2 separate regions of the Homo sapiens genome follow, and region 1 is linked to region 2. A link is a loop called in an ENCODE intact Hi-C map of the cell type or tissue named here. Cell type or tissue: endothelial cell of umbilical vein. All regions are shown on one strand.

Region 1 (8,000 bases), 330 kb after region 2:
AAACTCACTCTAAAAAAAAAAAAAAAAAAAAAAAAGGATCATTATCCCATTTTCCAGATAAGTACATGGAAGCTCAGCTAATGCAATAACTCCTGGAAGCCAACTCTTCACAGGTGGGAGAGCCAGGGTTTCCATTAAGCCAGACCACACCTAAGCTTTACGCTCCAAATACCTTGAATGAACATTTACAGACAAAAATTAAAGATAGCATACGGATAAATAGAAAAACACCAGTGGTGGAATAATAATTTACCACTCTGGTTTCATAAAAAATAGAAATAGACAAAAAAATATGTCTCAATATAGAAGACGTAAGTTACATAATTACTAGGGTGAATATAATTAACGTATGTCTAATTCTTCATCATGAAAACAGAAAATGTACATATTCAGGTGTTCATGCCACAATTTAAAAAACTGACCTTTTATTAGGCCATAAGAAAAACCTCACTAAATAACCAAAGAGTAGCAATGCTATCTACAGTACTTTGAAAAATTTTCAAAAACAAAATTAGCAAGTAAAATTAATTTGAAAAGATTTTCATGAGGAAATTTAAGGCTCTTCCATTAACACCACTTTGGTCAAAGAGTAAATCAAAGTCTCAATACTTACATGCAAAACATTAAGTGATTAGCAAGTATAAATGGCAATAGGTTTTTTTATTCAACTCAATAAATTAGAAAGCTAAAAAAATAAAATTAAGGAAAGCAGAACAAAATAATTAACAAAGATAAAGGCAGAAATTAATTGATAAGGAACAAAAAACTGTAGGACTAAATAAATCCAAGGGTTGCTTTTAGAATATTATATAACAGCAATAGCAAAAATGATGAACTATTAAGATTATCTAACAATAAAGAAGTAACCACTGAAGTAAGGGGAAAGGAAAAGAAAGATCAAATCATAAATTTTCCAGAATTTAAAGATCTGGAAAAGATAAAACTGTACATTACCCAAACTGACCCTATTAAAGAGAAAATATTCCAAATAGACCAGTTAATATGGAACAGATGAAGCTCTCAGAGAACTAACATTCCTCCTGACAAAAGAGCACCAAGCCCTGTATGTTTAACAGATTTCTAACAAATCTTTGAGAAACAGATTACTTGAATATTAAATGTTTCTGTGAACAGGAGACATAAAAGGAGGAGGAGGAGGAGACAGGAGGAAGAGGGAGAAGGGAGAAGGGGAGGAAAAGTTCCAAATGCTTTTGTAAAGCTAGCAACACATAAAACTGAAACCCAATGAAGAGGCAAGAAGAAGAAATCTGTGGGTCACCTGCACTTTTAAATAATTATATTAAATTTCTTGATATATATTAGCAAATACAATCCAATCCCATCCAAAGACAACCACCATAGGCAGGTGGAGTTCCTCCCAGAAATGCAAGGTGATTTGATATTAGAAAACCTACCAATACAATTTACCATTTGAGTGGACACAAAGGTAAATCTGTGTAATCCTTCTGTAAGAGCAGGAAAACTCTTTGATAAAATCACAGATCTATTCTTGATTTAAAACTCTTACTGCAATAGAGATGGACAAGAGTGTACATTTTTTTTTCTATTCACAAACTTTTAATTTTAGACCTTTCTTAGACTGGAAAAAAAGATCTCCCAGAGGAAAATCTCACCTACTTGCTGGGCAGTGCAGGCAATAGTGACAGTCAGCCACCATGCTGCTCTTCATCCAAGGTATACATGTGACATGGTGCTTAGATTTGCAGCTTTCACAAATATATTAACCTTTTGTTTAATAAGGCATAAGCAGGTGAAAGATTTGAAATTGTTAATAGGAAAATGGTTATAATTATTATGGAGATGAAAGAAGAGGTAACTTAAAATGAAATTGGGAGAAAATAGGCAACATTTTGCATGCAGATAGGATAAATCTCTCAAAATCATCAGGCATGATTCTGGAGGACAAAGAATGAATAACCCATATGTGAAAAATACATAAGCAATGGATAATAATCAGGCAGAGATGAAGAAAAGTTAGTAGTCCCATTTTTAAATGTACTAGCCTGCTGTGATTTCAGAAGAAAGCTAGGAATGTTTCCAGAATTCAAAGGCCACAGATGATTTCATGGGCCTAGTACCCTTTTAAGTTCAGTATGACTGAGGTATAAAGTGGGCAAGAATTCACCTACTGTATTAGTCCGATTTCACGCTACTATAAAGAAATACCCCAAACTGCGTAATTTATAAACAAAGGAGGTTTAATTGACTCACAGTTCTGCATGGCTGGGGAGGCCTCAGGAAACTTACAGTCATGGTGGAAGGCAAAGGGGAAGCAAGAACGTTTCTCACATGGTGGCAGGAGAGAGAAGAGTGAGTGAAGGAGGAACTTGCCAAACACTTATAAACAATCAGATCCCCTGAGAACTCACTCACTATCATGAGAACAGCATAGGGGAAACCACCCCCATGATCCAATCACCTCCCACCAGGTTCCTCCCTCAGCACCTGGGGATTACAATTCAAGAGGAGATTTGGGTGGGGACAAAAAGCCTAACCATATCACCTATATGGTAGCTAGTAAAAACCTCACAGCAATGCTCATCGAGGAAATAGATTTTCAAGGTAAGTAAAATGGTCCTATATGGAAAATAAAGCCCAAGGGCATATATTTTATGTATATTCTTTTTAAAGCTTTAAAATGAAATCATCTTCCTATTTGGTGGAAATATATCTAGGGAATACAAACTTAATAAATAAATGGGCTTACATTTTATCAAACCGCAGGGCTCTATATTAGCAACTTTAGAGAAGAAAGTAAGTCTTGTTCAGCTCTGACTCTCTTACCCTGTTTCTTGCCCAGTGCTTCACATAGCAGCAGGTTACAGAAGAGTTCTGTGAACCGTCCGAAGAATTAAGTCACCCACTTATTAACAGCTGCATCTACAGAGCTCTCTATGGTTGCAGAATACTTTTTCCATCGCTATCTCCATCTGGCCTACAGGAGAGCCTTGTGAGAGGGCATAGAAAGGTGACAGTCCTGCTTTAATAATAAGAAACGTGGACAAAGGCATGAAGTGAATCACCCAAGACCACCCGGCTGGTTAATGGCACAGACCCAGAAGCAAAACCTAAGGTCTTCTCACTTTTTCCTTCCAATTTCCAGTTGACTACAAGACTGCACACTGCCCCTTGATCCCAACCTAGTGGCTGGGCCAAGCCCCTCAGCGTGAGAATGGTCTGGAATCACTCATGTTGCTGGGCCAGAAATTTTTTACTTGTGATAAGACTTTGCTTTGCAGTGCAAAAGTCTCACCCTTAAGATAAATAACCAAATATCTCTGACACCTTTTACTGAATAGCATCTGGCATTTGATAAGTGCCAGATTAAGTGTCTTTGCTGAAGTGTATGCGACCTGTACATGTAACAAAATTGCACCTGTACTCCACAGATGTAAATTTTTAAGAAATTAATGGAAAAAATAAAAAATGAGTTCTCTCAACACAAAGAAATGATAAATGTTGGAGACGATGGATAAGCTAATTAACCTTGTCTGATCCCTACACATTATATGTATTGAAACATCACTATGTATCCTGTGAATATTTACAATTATTTATCCATTAAAAAATAAAATTAGAATAAAAAGAGAAACAAAACAAAGACTAAAAAATAGAGGTCTTCTTGTTATCCAAGTGTGGATTGGCGATCAGGTTAGATATTAAGACAGTATACTAATCATAAGAAATACTAAGCCCAACTTTGTTTTTCAATTAATGGCATCCTTAATGAATTTGTGTTATTATCCATATTTTATGGGTGTGGAGCACATAACTTGAGCAAGAAACTCCACCTGAACCTACAGGTCAGCGAGGTAGAAGTTGCCCAAGGTCTCATAGGCATTAAATGTCAAAGGCAATGAGAACAGAAATCCTAGCTCAAATAGCCCATCCAAGGATTAAATGGTATAAATTACTAAAAACACTTTTCTAGGAGAAATTTCGATACTTGCTTTATTTTTCTCTTATTCTCATCATCCTGGAGGATAGGGCAAAGATAAAAACGTTCCTGGTGAGGCCCTTGAGAATCAGTGTGGCTGAGTGGCACGCCTGGGCTGCATGCAGATGACTGGCAGAACAGGGGCCAGAACCACCTGCTAGGAGGATGTGCCTTTGGGGGCTCCTTCTCTTTCTACTATGAAGAAAGGAGTCTATAAGGAGAAATTGTCTGAGTTAAAGCAAATCTCCTGTCCTTAAGAACAAATGCAGACTCTTGAGTCCTGCATTTAAGGACTCCCAAGATGAAGGCTGAAGCTGATGTGATGGGGGCCTCTTGAATCGGGTGAGTCCATCTGGGATGTAGGAAGAAATAGACCAGAGTGCATGGGATGGGGAGCTAGGGGGTGCTTCTCCACACCCCAGGGCAGCCTGTGGCCCCTCCCACTGGCTGTGATGCCTGCTGGGCCCAGGGCAGGACAAGTGGCTCCAGAGCTCTGGTGGAGGACGGTGGGGCACATAAGGCCAGCTGGGCTGGCTGTAGCCACGTGGTCTTTCTGAAACTGCACACCTGCTTTCTCTGTCTAAGCTGCCCTGTCTAATTCTGGTTAATCTCACGGTGGAGAGAGGGAGGGAGAAAATCACAAGTTGAAGAAGGCTGAGTAGGCATAGGGTGGAAGAGCTCAAGGCAGACACAAAAATCCATCACTCACACGCAAAACAAAAAGACCCAAACCAAAACAAACAACAAACAAAATGGTAACAAAAGACAGCAAAGCACGCGCACCTAGAAACTGGTTAAACGCGGTGCTCGCGCGCCACCTGCTGACCGAATCGTGGCGCTGCATGCTGGCCGTCCCTTCCTGCCCCTTAGCCTCGGCGTCCTGCGCACTTCAGCATCCCCAACCAATCTGGCGGCACTCAGGATCCTCCAAGTCCAATCCAGTTGCCAGAAAGTCTTTCTAAATCATAGAAATTTAAATTTCACTCCCAATTTTAAATCTGCCAGTGGTCTCCATTTCATATAGGGGCCAGTTCAAATTCCTTAAGCATGGCTCACAAGGACATCAAACTGTTAGGTCAGTAGCTGGTCAGGCAGAGCAGGACAGAGAGGGCCCCCACCCCACCATGAGGGGCGGGCGACCATCAGGTGGTGGTCAGGCGGTTGGTTAGCTGTCTCTCTAAAATAATAATTGTTTGCAGCCGGCGCCAGGGAACGGCATCTCCCAATAGATAGAAACACCTGAAGCCCGCAGCTTTCAGATAGATCTCCTCCGGCGTGAGGTGAGTGGGCTCAACACATGCGCACTAAGAGGCAAAATGGCAGAGTGTGAGTGGCATATGACCTCCTAGGGACATTCGGCTGGTAAGGGAAGAACGCCTCAAGGGAGCATGGGTACGACTCCAGTAAACACACTGCGCATGCGCCCCTCCCAAGCGCCAGCAGCCCACCATGCATGCGTGCAGTCCACCCCAAGGGGAGAATCAGGGGAGAAGGGACGCAAGACCCCGGAGGCATGCCAACATATAAAACCCCAAGTCAAAGGGTCAAACCCTGCACTAGTCCTTCAAGTCTCCTGCTTGGCCCTCTTCCAAGTGTACTTTCCTTCTTTTCATTCCTGCTCTAAAGCTTTTTAAGAAACCTCCACTCCTGCTCAGAAACTTGCCTCAGTCTCTCCCTTGCCTAATGCTCCTCAGATGAGTTCTTTCTTCCGAGGAGGCAAGGAATGAGGTTGCTGCAGACTGGTCCGGAGTTGCTGCTGCTAACATACTTTGGTGCCCTGTGACTCAGAGACCTTCCGCTGCTAACAAAACCTGGCCCCAGTCTGTGCCTCCTAAATGGCTTACCCCAGGGTCCTTTTGCTAAACCACCATGCCTCTCTCTAGGGTCGGTTCAAAGCCACCTCCCTCCTTCTCCTTGGAGGAAAGCTTGTCCTCCCCGGCCTTTTCCAGCCCTGTGCCCCATTCTGGGGACTCCATGCCTAGTACCTGGCCCCTTTCCTGCCTCATCATCCTGCTAATCTCTGAGATCCTACAGGGAAGTATCTTATTTATTCCTCAGAACAGGGAACACAGTGCCTGAAACATCAGAAGCTTCCCATCCAATGTCTCAATATTTGCTAAGTAAATGCTGAGGCTTTTACCAGCTAAAAATTCAAAGGTTTTCAATCGTTGGATGTCTTTCACGGGAAAAAGTGATGGTGAAGAGCCAGGATCTGCCGCTCACTTAAAATTCACCACGTGGGCCGGGCACGGTGGCTCACGCCTGTAATCCCGGCACTTTGGGAGGCTGAGATGGGTGGATCACTTGAGGTCAGGCGGTCAAGACATGCCTGGCAAACATGGTGAAACCCTGTCTCTACTAAAAATACAAAAATTAGCTGGGCATGGTGGCACATGCCTGTGATCCCAGCTACTCAGGTGGCTGAGGCGGGAGAATCACTTGGACTCAGGAGGCGGAGGTTGCAGTGAGACAAGATCGTGCCACTGCACTCCAGCCTGGGTGACAGAGCAACACTTTGTCTCAAAAAAAAAAAAATTACCACTTGGACTTAGGAGACGCTTCCTCCTGAGCCCTGTGTATGAGGTGACCAGCTGCCCCCAGATATTCTACTGCCCCGTCTGGGGAATCTACTGACCGGCACAGAAGAGGCACCAAACACCTGCTCATACCCGGGAAGGATAAGGCAGCATGAAGCGAAGTTCTATTTGACAGGCCCTGCCACCCCCAGGACAGCCTTAATAGTGTGTGTCCCTGAGCAATGTTTCCCCCCCAGCCTCCTCTCCCTGCAGCAGGGCCCTGCCCTCCCTCCTCACAGGGTTTCTTTGCTCATTGAGCTTGTCTCCTCTTTGCCCCACCCAAATGCACTCATCTCCATCCATGAAACTAAATGCTTTCACATGGAAAAATTCAGATAGGTCTCAAAGTATAAACTAATCTTCCCAGAGCTATGTTGCCAACCCAGGTGTCTCCCCTGAAGCCTAGAATCTGAGTCAACTGGTCACTTTTCCACTTGGATATTCTGCAGCACCTTGAACTCCCTGGGGCAAACCTACACTTGCCAGTTTCCTGCTCCCTTAAAATACGCTCCATCTTCTGAGTCCTGCACACCAAGTGGAGGCCCCACCATCGTCCAGGTGCCCAGGACAGAAATGTGGGATTCATCATCAGTTAGTCACTATGTCCCACTGATTCTGCCTTCTAAGTGTATCCTGAAAGAACACACTTCCTTCCGTCACACAACCCCCTACTCAGGCCACTGGTATCTGCTCTGGATTATTGCTCAGCATCTATGTTAGTGTCACCGGCAGCGAATCCGTATCTTACGGGTCTGCAGCAACCTCAATTCTTGCCTCCTCAGAAGAAAGAATTCAACTGAGGGGCATAAGGCAGAAGGAGAGAACAAGGCAAGTTTTAGAGCAGGAGTGAAAGTTGATTAAAAAGCTTTAGAGCAGGAACACAAGGAAGGAAAGTACACTTGGAAGAGGCCCAAGCAGGTAACTTGAAGGACAAGTGCAGGGTTTGACCTTTTGACTTGGGCTTGTATATGTTGGCATGCTTCCGGGGTCTTGTGTCCCTTCTCCCGATTCATCCCTTGGGGCGGGCTGTCTGCACGCACAGTGGCCTGCCAGCAGTTGGGAGTGGAGCGTGTGCTATGTGTTTCCTGGAGCTGTATGCATGCTTATTTGAGGCATTCTTTCCTTACCAGACTAGCATTCCTACAGGAAGGTCATACAACAGTTAAACTCCATCACTTTGCCTCTTAATGCACATGCTTGAGCTCACTCGCCCACTTCCTGAGATCTTATTGGGAAGCTGCTGATCACCAGTTTTAGGTGTTTTCTTTTTATTTGGAGACGGCCTTTCCCTGGTGCCAGCTGTGACCAATTATTACTTTAGCGAGACACTTTACAACCGCCTGACCGTCACCTGACCGTCACCAGACACTCCTGGTGTGTGGGTGGGGAGCCCTCCCCTGCCCTGCTCATGCCTGACTAGCTACCTACTGTAACATTAGGACACGGCAGATGCAGTGATCAGAACC
Region 2 (8,000 bases):
GTTCACTTTGAGCAATCAATAAGGCTTTCAGAGACCAGGACAGAAAAAAACAGTTCCGGAGAGAGGGCAGCGAGAGCGGCCAGCCCCAGCCGCGCTCCTGCAGCCGGGCTGCGCCTGCCACTCGCAGGCCTGCAGCCCATCCCAGGACGCAAGGAGCGGCTGGGCTAGCCCAGAAGTCTAGGGCTGACCGGGGTGAACTGAGAGATGGACTCATTGCGAGTGCCTGGCTGTTCCATACACCCCACTCCACCTCTTGCCCACAGTGACCTCCTCCCTAGGGCGCATGAAGCCCTTGCACCCCGCGCTTAGTCTCCAGCCCACGCTGCTCTGTGACACGGCTGGGGTCTCCACCTCACTCTCTGTGTCAGGGTGTGCACTTCCTTCTCCCTTTGGGTCCCCTTGCTCTCTGAACAGTCCTTAAAAGCACGCTCAGTCCCCTCCTGCCGCTCTTGCTGAGTCCCAGCCTCAGGGCTCCACGTAGAATCAGGCAACCCCTGCTGGTCTGTCTTTCTGTTGACTTTTGACAAGCCTCCACCATGGTTCCTATCACTAATCAACTGTGTGTCCACCACCCAGCCTTCCTCAGACCTTGTGCAGTCTGCTAGGAATCCGCACGCCACCACCCTGACCTTAGGGAGTTGGCAGAGGAGGGCAAATGCAACTATCTGGTGACCTAATCGAGGCAGGGGCCACCCAGGGCAGTCTCTTTAGGACAGTGGAGAAAAGAGAAATACAACTGTTTACTGCCTGGCTGCAGCACCCTGCGCTGTATCCTTTCAGGACGCCTGTAACACCCCTGGCTTACCTGCAGTAGACAATTCACCGTGTTGTTCCTTCTAGACTGCAATATGGGGCATGTCATTTTTGTGTCCGACACTCCCTTTAAACCTGCTTGGTGGGCTAGTTCCTCCTTTTGTCCCTAGATGAAATTTAAGGTAGGCTTCAATACTTTTTTGTTGTTGTTTTTTTGGACATGTAAAAAATCAGGTTACTTGATATCACAAAAACAATATAGCAGATAAGTAACAGTTCATTCCCATGTATTAATCCAACTTGAAAACTTGATTGAAGCTGAGACTTCTTTCTCCAACCACACCTGAAGCCTTGGTTGGCTTCTTCAGCCCCTCTCTGCCTAGGGCTGCTAAGGTCCTCTGCTCTGCTATGACTGTAATACCTGACTCCACCAGAACTGGGATTTGGAACACTAGGGAGTTGAGAGTTCTTACTTGACAACTTCCGTGCTCAGTGGGCATCCACACACGGGGCAGCAGGTGTGTAAAGGGACTCTTCCTCTCTTGGGATGCTTTTGTGGGGTCTCCCAGTCTCCCCTTACCACGGAGGGTGAACACTCGGAGTTCCCTTGATGTGGGAATGCAGCTTTTGTGTATCAATCAGAATCCAGACTGGAAAGCAGAAACATACTGGTTATCTTAACAGAGAGAATTGAATTTAGGGAAGGGGTTAGACAGGCATAGCAAGAAATGACCTGCTCGAAGTCTGGGGGAACAAAGGAAAGAAGTTGTGTTGGGAGAATCTGGGAGCTGAGAGGAGCCTCACAGAGCCAAGCCCCACAGGAATGGAATGTGTGCTGCTGCTGGTGCTGATAGTTCTAGGATCTGGAGAAGTCAGGGAGCTGGGACTCAGCTTCTGATGTGGGAGTGCTATTGAGGAGGGAGAATGGTTATAGAAATGTTAAAAAACCCAGACACTGAACTGAAATCCGACTCAAGAAGCACTACAGGGCAAGCGGTATTGCTCGGATGCTGCTGGCATAAGCAGTGCGCAAAGAGAAGGGTGGTGTCCCCTTTCCCTCCTCCAGCCTTACTGTTTCCCTTAGTAGCACATAGGCAGAACTGATCAGGGAGCCCTGGCAAAGGGGAAAGGTGGTTTGGCCTCTCCCAGCCTTCCCACCGTGACAAGGCTAAGCAGTGAAGGTTGAGTTTGGAGCTGAGAAACTAGCTTAATAATCAGAGCACCATGCCTGGTGGTCACTTATTTCCTTCCTCAGAACCTCGGCATCTGGGTATGCTTTGATCAAGGTCTTCTTGCCCTAGTAAGGGTCTCTCTTTGACGGGAGTTACTCTAGCACACTTTTGCTCCCGTGTTCATGGCTCACGTCTGTTCCGCGGGGAAAAATCCCACGTGCTTCCTCAAAGGTCAGCCTCCTCCACTCAGCGGTCCCACGGCTGCCTCCCACTTCTCACCCTCCCAGTATTTGCGGAGCGAGCCAGACGTGACTTCACTGTGTCCACCAAAATACAACCACAATATCTGGCTCGTGAGTGATTTCTTTAAAGTGCCTTTTCTTTGACTGGGGATGACAAGGGAGAGCATCTTCATTCTTTGTAGTTCATCAAAACTCATCTGAGGAAAATCTTGCTCCAGCTCTGGCTTCCTTCAAACCTTTCATATCATCAGATGGGTGAGGGGTGATGAGCTGTGCAATTGGTCTTCTCTTCCTCTTTCTAAATCCAGCCTCAAGATCTTGCACCTCGTTGTGGAGTAAGACATCTGTTGATTTATTAGTTCCTCAACTGAAATTTCCATTTTATCATTCTGTTAAATTTTAATTAATAAATTCCAAATTAGAGGAAAATATTATATGTCTTACAAAAATGCCATTTATACCTTCTCTTCCTTACCATGTATGAAGCTTTATCAAGATAACAAAAAGGAAAAGACATCATCGTTTCCCATGGTGTTTTTGTGACCTAAAGGGAAAGTAGAAATACAAAGAAATCATTAGAATGCAGGATGCGCAAAGTTGGGAGGAGCTATGTGGAAGAATGCACAGATGAAGGAACTTTGGAGTTAGGTTTTAAACAAAAAATTTGCTGGCTAGAGAAAGAGCTACAGGGAGCTAGAGAAAGAGCTACGTCCGTCCCTGTCTTTCCAGGCAGGGATGGGAGTACTTACAATGACTTGGGGCTGTAAAATAGAAGATGTCAAAGGCAAAGAAGAAATATGACAGTGATTCCACTGCACTCGGTCATATATACCAAGCAGCTTGCTTGGGTTTTGGAGGTAATGATGAACTAAAATCAAGTCTTGATGACTCACTGGGTGTGATAATTGAGGGGCAAAAAAAGTCAAATAAATCACGAAAATATTTTATATCACAAAATTGGCTTTATAGCCTTGCCAATGGCTAGATATTAGGGAGATTGGAAGGCTGGTGATAAGATGTCCCAGATGATGGGTCTGTGATGCCTGTGGGGCCTGTGGGTGGAGACATTCAGCATCAGTGCGATAAGTCCAGAAGTCCGGTGAGAGCCCAGGCTGAAAGGAGAGCTGGACACATTGCCTCACCGCTTTCAGTTTGCTTTGCTCTCCATCTCATGACACAAAGCCATGAAAAAATGGGTATTCGAATATGACTTTTGAAACCACTGATACATAAAATAGACACATCTCTTATGTGCATGCTCATTTGAAATAAAGCTGCATAGGTGATAGATAAACCTTAGAATATTTGGTCCAAATGGATATTTAAGAGACCACTGAGGAAGACTATTTCTAAAGACATTTCACCTCTCCCCACCCCAAGCAACACCTTAATTACAGCCACACAAAAATGCATTCAAAATCCAAATTTTGTTGCAACACAGTGCCATCTAGTGTTCAATCCGACTAATACCAAGAGACAATTCCCCAGGGATGCATTGAAGCTCATTCGGACTGAAAACCTGACCCGGGTGTTAAAGGAAAAGTTTTAGATGAAAAGCAAAGTCTCATTGTCTAGTCTTCCTTCTAGTGAGTGGTAATGCTCTGTATGTGTTTAGACATAAAGAAGCAGATGTGTTCATCAAGTTTGATTCGGAAGTCGTGCTTTTAACCTAGAGCCATGCACCTTCCTCATCTGATGAAAGTCTTCCTGGCATATTTGCTTTTGAATAAGATTTTTAGTTAATTATAATATAATTATTAGAATTTGGATTATCCATTTTAATTATAGTCATTAAAATTTTATGTAAATATAATTACCCCAAATATTATGTTGGCTTGAAATTGCAAGATTGGTTTGCAGATAGTTGTATTCTCAACTGCTAGACTCAGAAGGGCAGAGGCAAGAAACGTACCTATTTGTCTTAGCGGATTTTCACATCTGGAACAGCATTGCAGAAGTGTGTAGCTTGGTGTGGGAGCCTTCCCCAGGACGAGCGTAACCTGTGTTCTTGCCCCAGTGTTGTCATTAACCTGCCGTATGACCTACAGCAAGACGCTTAAGCCTGTGAGCCGTGTCTGTAACTTAGGAATAAAACAGGGTGATCTTTCTCATGTGCTTACCATAAACTCGATGATATGCTTCCTTTATTTTATTTTGTCAATCTTCACTACTTCACTTTGCTATACATGTTATGTTCCTTGTTTTATAAATGAAGAAATTAAATTCAGAGAGGAGAAAGTGAATATGCAGGCGGTCAGCTTGTCCGTGGCAGACCTGGTGGGGTGAGCCAGGGTGACCTGTGTCCAAGGGGACCCTGTCTTTGTATGCATCGCAGATATCATATACATCGCATCATTTAAATTCGAGGTACAGTAAAGCATCATTCAGTAGAGCCTGAAAGTTTCTTCACAGAAGCAAATGTTAAGAGGATTTCATAGATCTACCCCTATCTATGTCTATTTCTGTATCTCTATCTGCCTCTATTTCTATTGATTATCATTTACCAAGCTAGGCATCTACCTATCTACGTATTATCTCTGCCCACATTCATCTATCTATTCGTCTATAAGCTATATCTGTATTATATAGCTATCGATCTGTTTATCTGCTTATCTATCCATCTATCTATCATCTGCCTATCCCCAAGAAGCAATTGGTTCAAGGAAAAATATGTTATTAATAGTGATGCCAACATTAGATGATTTGGGTTTGGCAGTCTCCGCAAAGGAATGCTAATCTTAAGAACTTTATTTAAATACCCCATTTCATGTTTCAGCTCATGGCAACCTTACAGTTTAGATATTGATATTTACTACTGTCCAGATAAAAGGCTGATAATACCTGCTTTCTAACTTTCCTGTGATAGAATTCTGTCTGGAATTAAAATAAAATCAAGCTGTTATTCTTCAAGACCTCACGTTAGTAAAGGTTTTTATGAGTTTGTACTACCCAACTTTTGTGACTGTGAAGGGAGTGGGTTTTCTCATGTGCTGCTGGTGTGGGTATAAATGGGGCAGCCTGAGAGTAGAAATCTGATGTTATTGTTCGTGTCTGCAAATCTGCATCCCCTGTCTCAACAGTCTGACTTTTTATTCTACAATTTTTTTCTACTCATGCAAGTACAAATACTTGTATTCACTGCATTATTTATTGCAGTATTTAAAATACTAACTTTGAAGACAATGCGATTGCCCAGCCAAAGAATAATATTAAATAATGTAGAGTCCATCCATATAACACCATGCAATCTATGTAACTGTTACAAAATTATGCTATATTTGTGTGTACCGTCATATAAGGAGATCTAAGACATAATCTTCAGTGAAAAACTGCAAGTTGCAAACCTATATATTGAAAGCATATGTGCATGTGTGTTAACCACATTTACAGAGTGGTTATTATGTTCCAGACATTGGTCATAGAAGTTTACAAATATTAACTCATTTAATTATCATAATAGCACTATGAAGAAGGAGCCATCATTAATCCTCTAGATAAGGAAACTGTGACGTGGAAATGTTAAATAACTTGCCAAATGTACCTCTCTCTCTCTCTCTCTTTCTCTCTCTCTCTCTTTGTCCCTCTCCCTGTCCCTCTTCCTACCTCTGTCTCTACTTCCACATTCGCGTATGCAATGGTGTCTACATAGGTAGCAACATTTTTTCTTTTCTTTTCTTTTTTGAAATGGAGTTTTGTTCTTGTTGCCCAGGCTGAAGTGCAATGGCATGATCTCGGCTCACCATAATCTGTGCCTCCCGGGTTCAAGCAATTCTCCTGCCTCAGCCTCCCAAGTAGCTAGGATTACAGGCATGTGCCACCATGCCTAGCTAATTTTTGTATTTTTAGTAGAGATGGGGTTTCTCCATGTTGGTCAGGCTGGTCTTGAACTCCTGACCTCAGGTGATCCTGCTGCCTCAGCCTCCCAAAGTGCTGGGATTACAGACGTGAGCCACCATGCCTGGCCTCGAAGGTAGCAACCTTTTAGTCAGTTAACTAGTTAACCTAGGAGAGTGAGATGAATTGAGATGGAAGGAAACATTTATTCCTCTATATATCTGGAAGTTGCTTATTTCAGATATATAAACAAATGAGTGTCATCTTCCCTCTCTGGTGTGGGATACTGGGTCTGTACTGAGCAACTTTCCCAGGTCCTTCAGCAGATCTGAGGCAGCTTGTGAAGGTGGAGGTTGTGTACCCCTCCCAAAATCTGGACTAGAAACAAAAGCAGTCGGCATTTGAAACCTTCCAGACAGCATGCCAACTTTGCCATCTGCTCGCCCAGTAGACAACGTGCGTAGGTCTTCCTTCCAATACTAGATCAGAACCCTGAGCTCTTCCAGAGCTTTCTTTCAACTACCTTCTCTGTTGTGTGTATCAAAAGCTAGACTTGGACAAGGAGATTTTAAGAAAACTAACCCCAGTCACTAGTTCTCCAATCATTCAGAGCTGTGAGAATGATTTGGAAAGTTTTTCTAAAAAATAAAATAAAATACACATTCCCATGTTCAATCTTCCATTCAAATTCAGTTAAATTAAGATAAGACCCCAGAATCAATATTTTTGGAACGTTTCCCAGGTGACACTGAAGGGCAGTCAAGTTTAAGAACCAAATGATGCTGTGAACTACATGATGTGTAGGAAGGTTCTAGTTCAAAGAAACTGGCTTTTTATAAAAGACGTAAGGGGCCTATGAGGCCTATGGGGTCTATCTGAAGGAAGAGAAATAACCATGACCTGGAGATACATAGAACAATTCCCAGATCCCTAACAAAATGGCCTGGTAGAAGAGCAGGATGTAGGGTCCCATGAAAGCAGGCTAGGGAGCGAAACAAAGTCGGGACAGTAGGCAACAATTCAAGCTTCACATAAAGGGTAACCATAACTGGTAAAGTGAAGGTTACTTCGGACCCAGCGCTTACCTCCAGTGAGATGAGAATCAGTGCATGGGCATTTTGACTCACTGTAGGACGCTGTGGTTTAGGATCCCTTTGTCCAAATTTAGGAAGATGGATGTCAAACTGGGGAAAGAGATCTTTCTTTTCCTTGCTCTGATTCTTCTGGGTAAAGACCAAGACTTTGAGTATTTCTCACATCTTTTTCGTTCTGTTGCCTAGGCACAGGATCATGGCTCTTTGCAACCTTGACCTCCTGGGCTCAAGTGATCCTCTCAGCTCAGCTTGCGGAGTAGTTAGGACTAAGGCATGCACCAACACATCTGGCTAATTATTTTTCTTAATTTTTTGTAGAGATGGGGGTTATTACTATGTTGCCCGGGCTGGTTTTGAATTCCTGGGCTCGAGGGATCTGCCCACCTTGGCCCCCCAAAGTGCTGGGATTATGGGTGTGAGCCACCGTGCTGGCCTCCCAGCATCTTTCCTCTCGCATAGGAGCCTAAGATTAGCTGGAACAAGACTTTGTCTGTGTGAAAGAGATCCAGACTGATTCTCTGGAATTCTTCAACAGTCGATTGTTGGATTTCTTGCCCTGCCAATGGCTAACATCCAACCAGGCCACTGGGTGAACTGCTCTGTGGTGGGCAGGAAGTAAGATGGGTGCAGAAATTATCAACTCTTCTTTATCTTGCCTGTCTCATGGTAGAAATAAGGAATTGATCCCCCTATCAGTGCCCTTTCTGAATATTCAATTTGGCAGGAACTCAATTATGTTTCTTTCTGATCCCTAACCTTAGAAAGAAGTGCCAAGGAGCTAAAAAATAAAAATAAAAATAAAATCAACAACTCACCTCCAAGACAAAAGGGATTACTATGCACAGGTCCTATGTCTAAATGAGGTTGCTGAGGTGTTGACCATATGAAAGGAAGTTTCCAACTCC

Evidence for each region. Peaks named below come from ENCODE experiments on the same cell type or tissue, not always from the same donor. Only the 100,000 strongest peaks of a DNase experiment are listed, where the experiment ranks them.
Region 1: it touches region 2 in a loop (18-fold over the local background); 9 of 110 quality-filtered maps call a loop at or near these places.

The regions. Positions count from the first base shown.
Region 1 is chr2:7,094,210-7,102,209 of GRCh38, reverse strand. No RefSeq gene overlaps it. Among named protein-coding and RNA genes, the nearest start is that of GRASLND, 180 kb to the right of the region's middle. RefSeq lists an enhancer at 4,575-4,704. In endothelial cell of umbilical vein, a CTCF peak has its summit at 4,776 (motif pointing left); a DNase peak (open chromatin) is centred at 4,769.
Region 2 is chr2:7,423,099-7,431,098 of GRCh38, reverse strand. It overlaps LOC100506274 (a long non-coding RNA gene), which reads right to left. Exons shown (of 6, transcript NR_038432.1): 2 at 4,080-4,248; 3 at 2,643-2,711; 4 at 806-919. Among named protein-coding and RNA genes, the nearest start is that of LINC01871, 300 kb to the left of the region's middle. RefSeq lists enhancers at 1-279, 280-1,013. In endothelial cell of umbilical vein, a CTCF peak has its summit at 3,606 (motif pointing left); a DNase peak (open chromatin) is centred at 3,618.